Regions from separate parts of the Homo sapiens genome. Here region 2 is linked to region 1. A link is a contact called in ENCODE Hi-C or POLR2A ChIA-PET data. All regions are on one chromosome and are shown on one strand. Each heading gives the region's core, a stretch centred on a gene start or an enhancer-like site at or near the end of the contact. The rest is flanking DNA. Distances are from core to core; before and after follow the strand shown. Region 1 holds the start of PDZD4 (PDZ domain containing 4). Region 2 holds the start of PLXNB3-AS1 (PLXNB3 antisense RNA 1).

Region 1 (2,844 bases), core at 148-2,647:
GACTAGCCAGCCATTGGGTGGCAGGTTGCAACCTGCACACCAGCCCTTGTCTCAAGTTCTGCTTTCTGGGAGAAGCCCTGGATAAGAAACTCGCCTCTCTTCTCCACATTCTGGGCAGGCCCGCCATTCTTGATTTCTCTTCTAACGAGGAGCCAGGGAGGAAAGGAAGGGCTCCGATTCAACAGCCCCGTGTGGCTGGGGGTTCCCTCACTTGCCCAAACCTGGAAATGAAGCATGTAGCAATTTCTCCAAGTGATCTCCTGCAGCCGGGGCAGCCTCTGGGAACGCAGACTTCCACCCGCTGCTGCTTTCCAGGCAAAGGCCTTCTCCCTCCAGGCTTGTCCAAGAAGACGGGGAGGTGGTGGGAGAGAAGAGGAAGAGATGGAAGGGCTGTGAAAGCGGGGACCGGGTGAGGGCTGGGGCTGAGGAACAGGTAGGCGGCGGGCCCAGGCTGGCCAGTGCTGTGTGCAGGCCCGGGTCCCAAGGCCTCCGAGGCCACTCTCCCCACGACCCACCCCCTCCCCACGCTTCGCTCATCCTTTTTTCTTTCTCTCTTTCTTTTCTTTCCTCCCTTTCTCTCTTTCTTTCTTGTTTTAAACAAAGGTGTCCGTTTCAAAGACAGCAGGGAATGGCTGAGTTGAAGGAGGGATGCAGTCATTTAAGGCGAAGCCCGAGGAAGGAGCAGAGGCGTGAGGGCTGCTGCGTCCAAGACCGGGGAGAGGGGCTGAAATCGCGGACTCTCTCTGGGGGACCCAGGAGACTGCTCCTCCTGGCAGGACCCCTCTCTCCCAGAGCGGCATCGCGCAGACAACGCGCCTGGTGCCCGCCCCTCAGGACCGGACGCCGGGTGTCGTGGGGTGCCTAGGACCCCCGCCCGCTTCCGTCGAGCGCCCGCCCCCGGCTTCCCGCGCCGGCTCCAGCGCCCCCGCCGCTCCCTCCCGCAGCCGGCCCCGCTCCCCTCCCCGCCCCTCCCGGCGCGCGTGCGCCCCGTGCCCGCGCCCCTCCCCCGCCGCCGTGGGCGCGCTCGCGTGCCCGTCGTCCCGGGCGGGAGCTGGAGACGGCCAGCGGCTGCTGGACGAAGAGCGGGCGCCGGGAGCTCCGAGAGCGCGGCCGGGCGAGGCGGGAGCGCGGGCGCTGGCCTGGCCGCGGGCGGGGGCCGCCGCCGCGCCGCTGCCCCCCTGTCGCGGGCCGGGCCGCGGCGCCGAGCGCGAGGGCCGGGCTCCCGGGGCTGGCGGCCATGGGCAGGAGCCGGAGGCGGCAGCGGCAGCGGCGGGCCCCGCGGGCGGGGAGGCGCGCGGCCCACGGCCCCTGACGGCCCCTGGCGGCCCGGCGCGCCCCCGCGCTCCCTGGGGGGCCGTAGCCTGGCAACGCCCGGCGCGCCCGCCCATCCCCCGCTGCCCTTTTTCTCCTGGCCGGGTGCGAGGGAGCATGCCCGCGCCTGGCCTCGGCCAGCGAAGAGTTAACCTGAGGGGCGAGCCGCTGCCCCCACCTCGGGGGCGTGCCCCCCTCCCCCGCTAGGCGGCCCGCCCCCCGCGCCAGGGTATGGCCCCTGGCCCCGGCCCGGGACCCGAGGTCCCGCGCCCGGGTCAGTGAAAGGCGTCTTCCCGTTCCCGCCCTCCGCCTCCTCTCGCCGGCCAGCAACATGGGATGTAATATGTGCGTGGTCCAGAAACCGGAGGAGCAGTACAAAGTGATGCTGCAGGTAGGGCCGCCGGCGCTGCGGCGGGGGCGCGGCCCTCCGCGGGGAGGAGCGGGCCAGTGGGGAGGCCCGGAGCGGCGGGCGTGGGAGAGCGGGAGGGCTCGAGGAGGACAAGGTAGGGAGCCGTCCGCACCCTCCCATCCTGGGGCTGTTGGGTGTTGGCGCTCCGTGGGAACCAGCCACGGGTGGGGTGGGAAGTTGGGGTTGGCCCGGGTGGGGCGCGCTTCCGTCCCGGGAGGCGCGGTGCGGCGGGCGCGGGATGGAGGTTGCATAGCAACGAGCGCAGTTCCCCGCACACGCTCTCCCCGCAGGACCCAGGGCGGGGGAGGGAGCCAGGCTCCCGCCGTGCGGGGGGCGCCGAATCTAGATCCCGGCGGGCCTGGAGCGTGGGAGTGCGTGGGCGTCCCCGGGCGCGGTCCAAGTCCGTCCGGGGGCTGGGTGCCCACCCCGACACCCACTCCCGCCTGGCCCTGCCCGAACGATGGGCTCCCGGGCCTTAGGCGTCTCGGGTGAGTGGGCGCCGCCGGGATCAGCGGGTTGGGCTCTCTGCGGGTGGCAGTGCCTGGCCGGGCTTTGCGGGGCGTGGACCAGCAGGGCCCCGCGGGGAGGGAAGGAGACGCGGGGCCCGGAGCTCGGACCTGGAGCCCAGCCCCGCGGCCCGGAACGGGGCTTCTTGCCTGTGCGTGGCGTGACTACGTGAGTGCGTTCCTGTGCCCCGTCTCTGTGTGCGCGGAGGCTCCCCCGGCCCCGCATTTGTGTACTTTCTGTGTGCACCCTGCAGACTGTCTAGAGAAATGTCCCGGATGCTGTGGGCTGAGACCTCCTAGGGCTAAGTGGAGGGAGGTCAAGGTCAAGGCACCCAGGAGCAGACAGGGCTCAGACAGGTATGCGTTTAGTGGCCTGGATTCAACTCCCGGGTTTATTGGTCTGGACTGGGAAGGAATCAAGTGCTTTGCAGGAGGGGTGTTGGCTTGGGAGAACGTGGGGGAACCCGTGCAGGGATCGGCGAGAACTCCGGGGCGGGGGCGGGGGCGGGGGAAGGAGGGGCTGGGCACGGGGGAGAATTCCCAGGAATCCGGGGACTGACTTCACGCTGTGAGCCGAGCTCCTCTGGCCACCTGGTGCGGGAGCCGAGGGGCAGGGCG
Region 2 (2,868 bases), core at 274-2,773, 64 kb after region 1:
CCATGGGCAGGCACCCCTGTCCAGTGCTGAAAGATGCCAGCCATCCACAGAGAGGGGGGATGGAAGGGCATGCCACTCACAAGGGGCAGGGTGACGCAGCGCGACGTGACGCCGTACTCCACGGTGGCTTCCTCTGCGCCGCTGGGGCCCCGGCCGCCCGCCGTGTAGCAGAGTCTCCGGGCCTGCTCCATGCTGGCACCCAGCTCCACCATGGGGAAGGCACAGAGCGCCGCCTGGGTGCCCCTTGGGCCCGCGGCAAACACCCCTAGCAAGGTGCCCGGGGCAAGGAAGGCGGCCTGGATGAGGCCCTGGCCCTGGCAGGCGAGGGGGACCTCCACGTAGGAGTACAGGTTGGTGTCCCCCAGGCAGACGCGGGCCACGTAGGAGCGGTACTCAGCCTGGGCCCGGGCCCCGCGGCGGCGGAACACGAAGTAGGCGGAGCGGGCGTCGGCAAAGGCCCCGACGTAGCTGTTGTTGTAGTCGGAGAAGTCGCCCACCACCAGGCGGCCCAGGCCCTCGCTGGAGAAGGGCTGAGACCCGGCCAGCTGGCGGATGGCCAGGGGTGGCACCCCTGCCGACAGCTTGCCCGCCAGGCCTCTGGCCACAAGCAGGAGGTCCCGGCCGGGCAAGGGCACCACCAGCCCCACCGTTGCCACTCCCGGGGTATTGGCAGCCACAAACTGCCCGTCACCAGGGTCCTCAGCCTGGTACAGCACCTCGGCCACATCCCCAAGGCGCCGTGTCTCACACACGCCCTGCCGCACCTGCCCGCAGGCCACCAGCTCCTGGGCGCGGCTGCTCACCAGCAGCAGCTGGTTGGCATTGTCAGTGAGCTGGGCCTGTGGGCACTCGGCTGGGTCACGGAAGGGCACGCAGTCAGGGCTGTCGATTACAGGGCCAGTGACAGCCACGGCCTCGAGCTGCAGCTCGGGGCTGAGCTGGAAGAGGCGGTTCACTGCGCCGACATAGAGTGTGCCTCGGCCAGGTGCCAGTGCCAAGTGGTTGAGAGTGGTATTAGGTGCGGAGAAGCGATGGGCCCCTGTCAAGGGCAGTGGCGGTGGGGACAGCAGCAGCAGGAGGAGGCAGAGGCCGAAGGGAGGCCAGCGAGCCATCACGGGGGCCTGTGAGAGGGCACAGGTCAGGGCAGTGGGAGCGCAAGGCAGATAGAGGACCAGAGGAAGGTGGAAGGTGGGGTGGACAGAGGCCAGGGTGCTCAGGGCCAGGGAGGGAGGGAGGCAGAGAGATGGAGAATGAGAGAGAGTGAGCGGAGACAAGGAGACAGAGGGGGCACAGAGAGAGGGGGACATAAGGAGGGACAAAGACAGTGTCCAAGAGCTGGAGCAAGAGGCAGGGAGGGGTGCATGCACGCACGCACAAGCACACAAGGACAGAATTCTTTCATCTCCTACTTTATATGCATGTAGATTGTTGAAGGGGGGCAGGTCCTGGAAAGCCGCAAGAGCGCTAACAGAGGGACTGTGAGTCACAGAGGGGGCAGGGATGGAGAGAGGGCAGGGGAGGGAGGGAGGCCGCGGGAGCTGGAAGGCTGGCGGAAGCTGTGTCACAGCGCGCCCCTGCGCCCACCACCCAGACAAGAGAGATCTAAGTCAGGTGAGAGGAGTGAGGCCACCGTGTGCCCCAAGGGACCAGACAGGGAGAGAAAACCTGCCTTGGGCAGCCAGGGCCGGCTGCAAGGAGGAACCCTCCGCAGCTGGGGGAAAGAGCCAGGCAGCCGCGGGCTGAGCAAGGAGCAAGTCAGCGAAGAGGCAGGGGTGAGCTCCATGCTGGCGCCCAGCTCCAGGGCGAGGAAGCACTGGGGCAAGGCAGCGGGGGTGCTGGGAGAAGCCAGGGGTGTCAAGAGACAACACAGGCTTCAGGGGTGCGGGGAGGCCTGCTCCTGCCCCATGGGCCCCAGCAGTTTGGGTCTCTCAGGGCCTGGCACAGGGGGCCTCAGTGTAGGAGTGTCCCAGGAGAAGAGCAGACCAGGAGAGCTGGCTGGGGGAGGGGTCAGGGAAGGGGCAGGGAGGGGTGCCAGACTGGAGATGGTTCCTGGGTGTGCCTGGTGGGACCCCGGGGTGAGCCCCCGAGGGTGAGAGGTGGGAGCAGCCCCTTCTCTGGCCCCTCCTGCCCTCCACAGAGAGATGCTGCCCTGGGTGTGTGGTCACATGCCGACCAGGAGTGGGGCCGCTGCGACTCAGGGCAGAGCAGCGCCTGGAGGAAGGCCCAGGAGCCGCTTATCTCAGGAACACAGGCAGGAAGAGCACGGACACTTCCTGCGGACCCCGGGCTATCTGGGGCAGTGTCTGCCATGAGGGAGGCTGCAGCCTGTATGTCCTGGGCCTGGCCACAGCCATCCTGCCCTACCCTGCCCCTCCCAGGAACATTTCTGGGGACACCGGGCCTGGGCACTTACCATGAAGTGGTGCAGCAGAGGGGTCTCCTGGGCGGCGTGGCACATACGCTCAGTTCAGCTGCCCCAGGGCAGTGGCGATGGGCATGAGATGGCTGCGGGGGGGCATTGTCCTGAGTGGGAGGGAGACAGTCGAGGCTCAGCCCCATTCGAGCTGGCCTGGGGAAGGAGGGGCGGCGGTGGGGGTGGCGCCCAGGGCCTAGCGACCGGGCTCCCTCACAGCTGGCAGCTTTGTCAATAGTGGCCAGGCCAAGGCAGCCCTGCCTCCACCACAACAATGTTCCCTCTGTCCAGAGGCCAGGCCAGGGCCCCACTCGCTAGTGCTGTCACCCCCACTGGGCTGTTCTGGACAGGGGGCTCCTTGCCACTTCCCACCCTCAGGGAGCCACCCCCGGGATCCGGGGACAAAGGGCCGGGGTTTCCTCCAGCCAGCCCTCCCCCTCTGGCCCTGCAACCCC

The links. A loop is a pair of places that touch in the nucleus more often than their neighbours do. ChIA-PET counts read pairs that join two places held with the same protein, here RNA polymerase II (POLR2A). Pooled maps may share reads with other maps.
Region 2: a map of sigmoid colon shows a loop between it and region 1 (14-fold over the local background). The contact joins the promoter of PLXNB3-AS1 here to the promoter of PDZD4 in region 1. A Hi-C loop is called at or near these places in 3 of 168 maps with a recorded cell type or tissue (OCI-LY7, sigmoid colon and uterus), 1 of 37 single-sample maps with no recorded cell type and 7 of 50 pooled maps. POLR2A ChIA-PET finds 5 or more read pairs at or near these places in 1 of 52 experiments (activated CD4-positive, alpha-beta T cell).

What each region holds. Positions count from the first base shown.
Region 1 is chrX:153,829,097-153,831,940 of GRCh38, reverse strand. PDZD4 (PDZ domain containing 4) reads left to right here and starts at 1,397. Exons shown (of 8, transcript NM_001303512.2): 1 at 1,397-1,702. The coding sequence starts at 1,643.
Region 2 is chrX:153,765,126-153,767,993 of GRCh38, reverse strand. PLXNB3-AS1 (PLXNB3 antisense RNA 1) reads left to right here and starts at 1,523. Exons shown (of 3, transcript NR_199696.1): 1 at 1,523-1,611. PLXNB3 (plexin B3) reads right to left here. Exons shown (of 36, transcript NM_005393.3): 2 at 2,414-2,523; 3 at 81-1,121. The coding sequence starts at 2,458.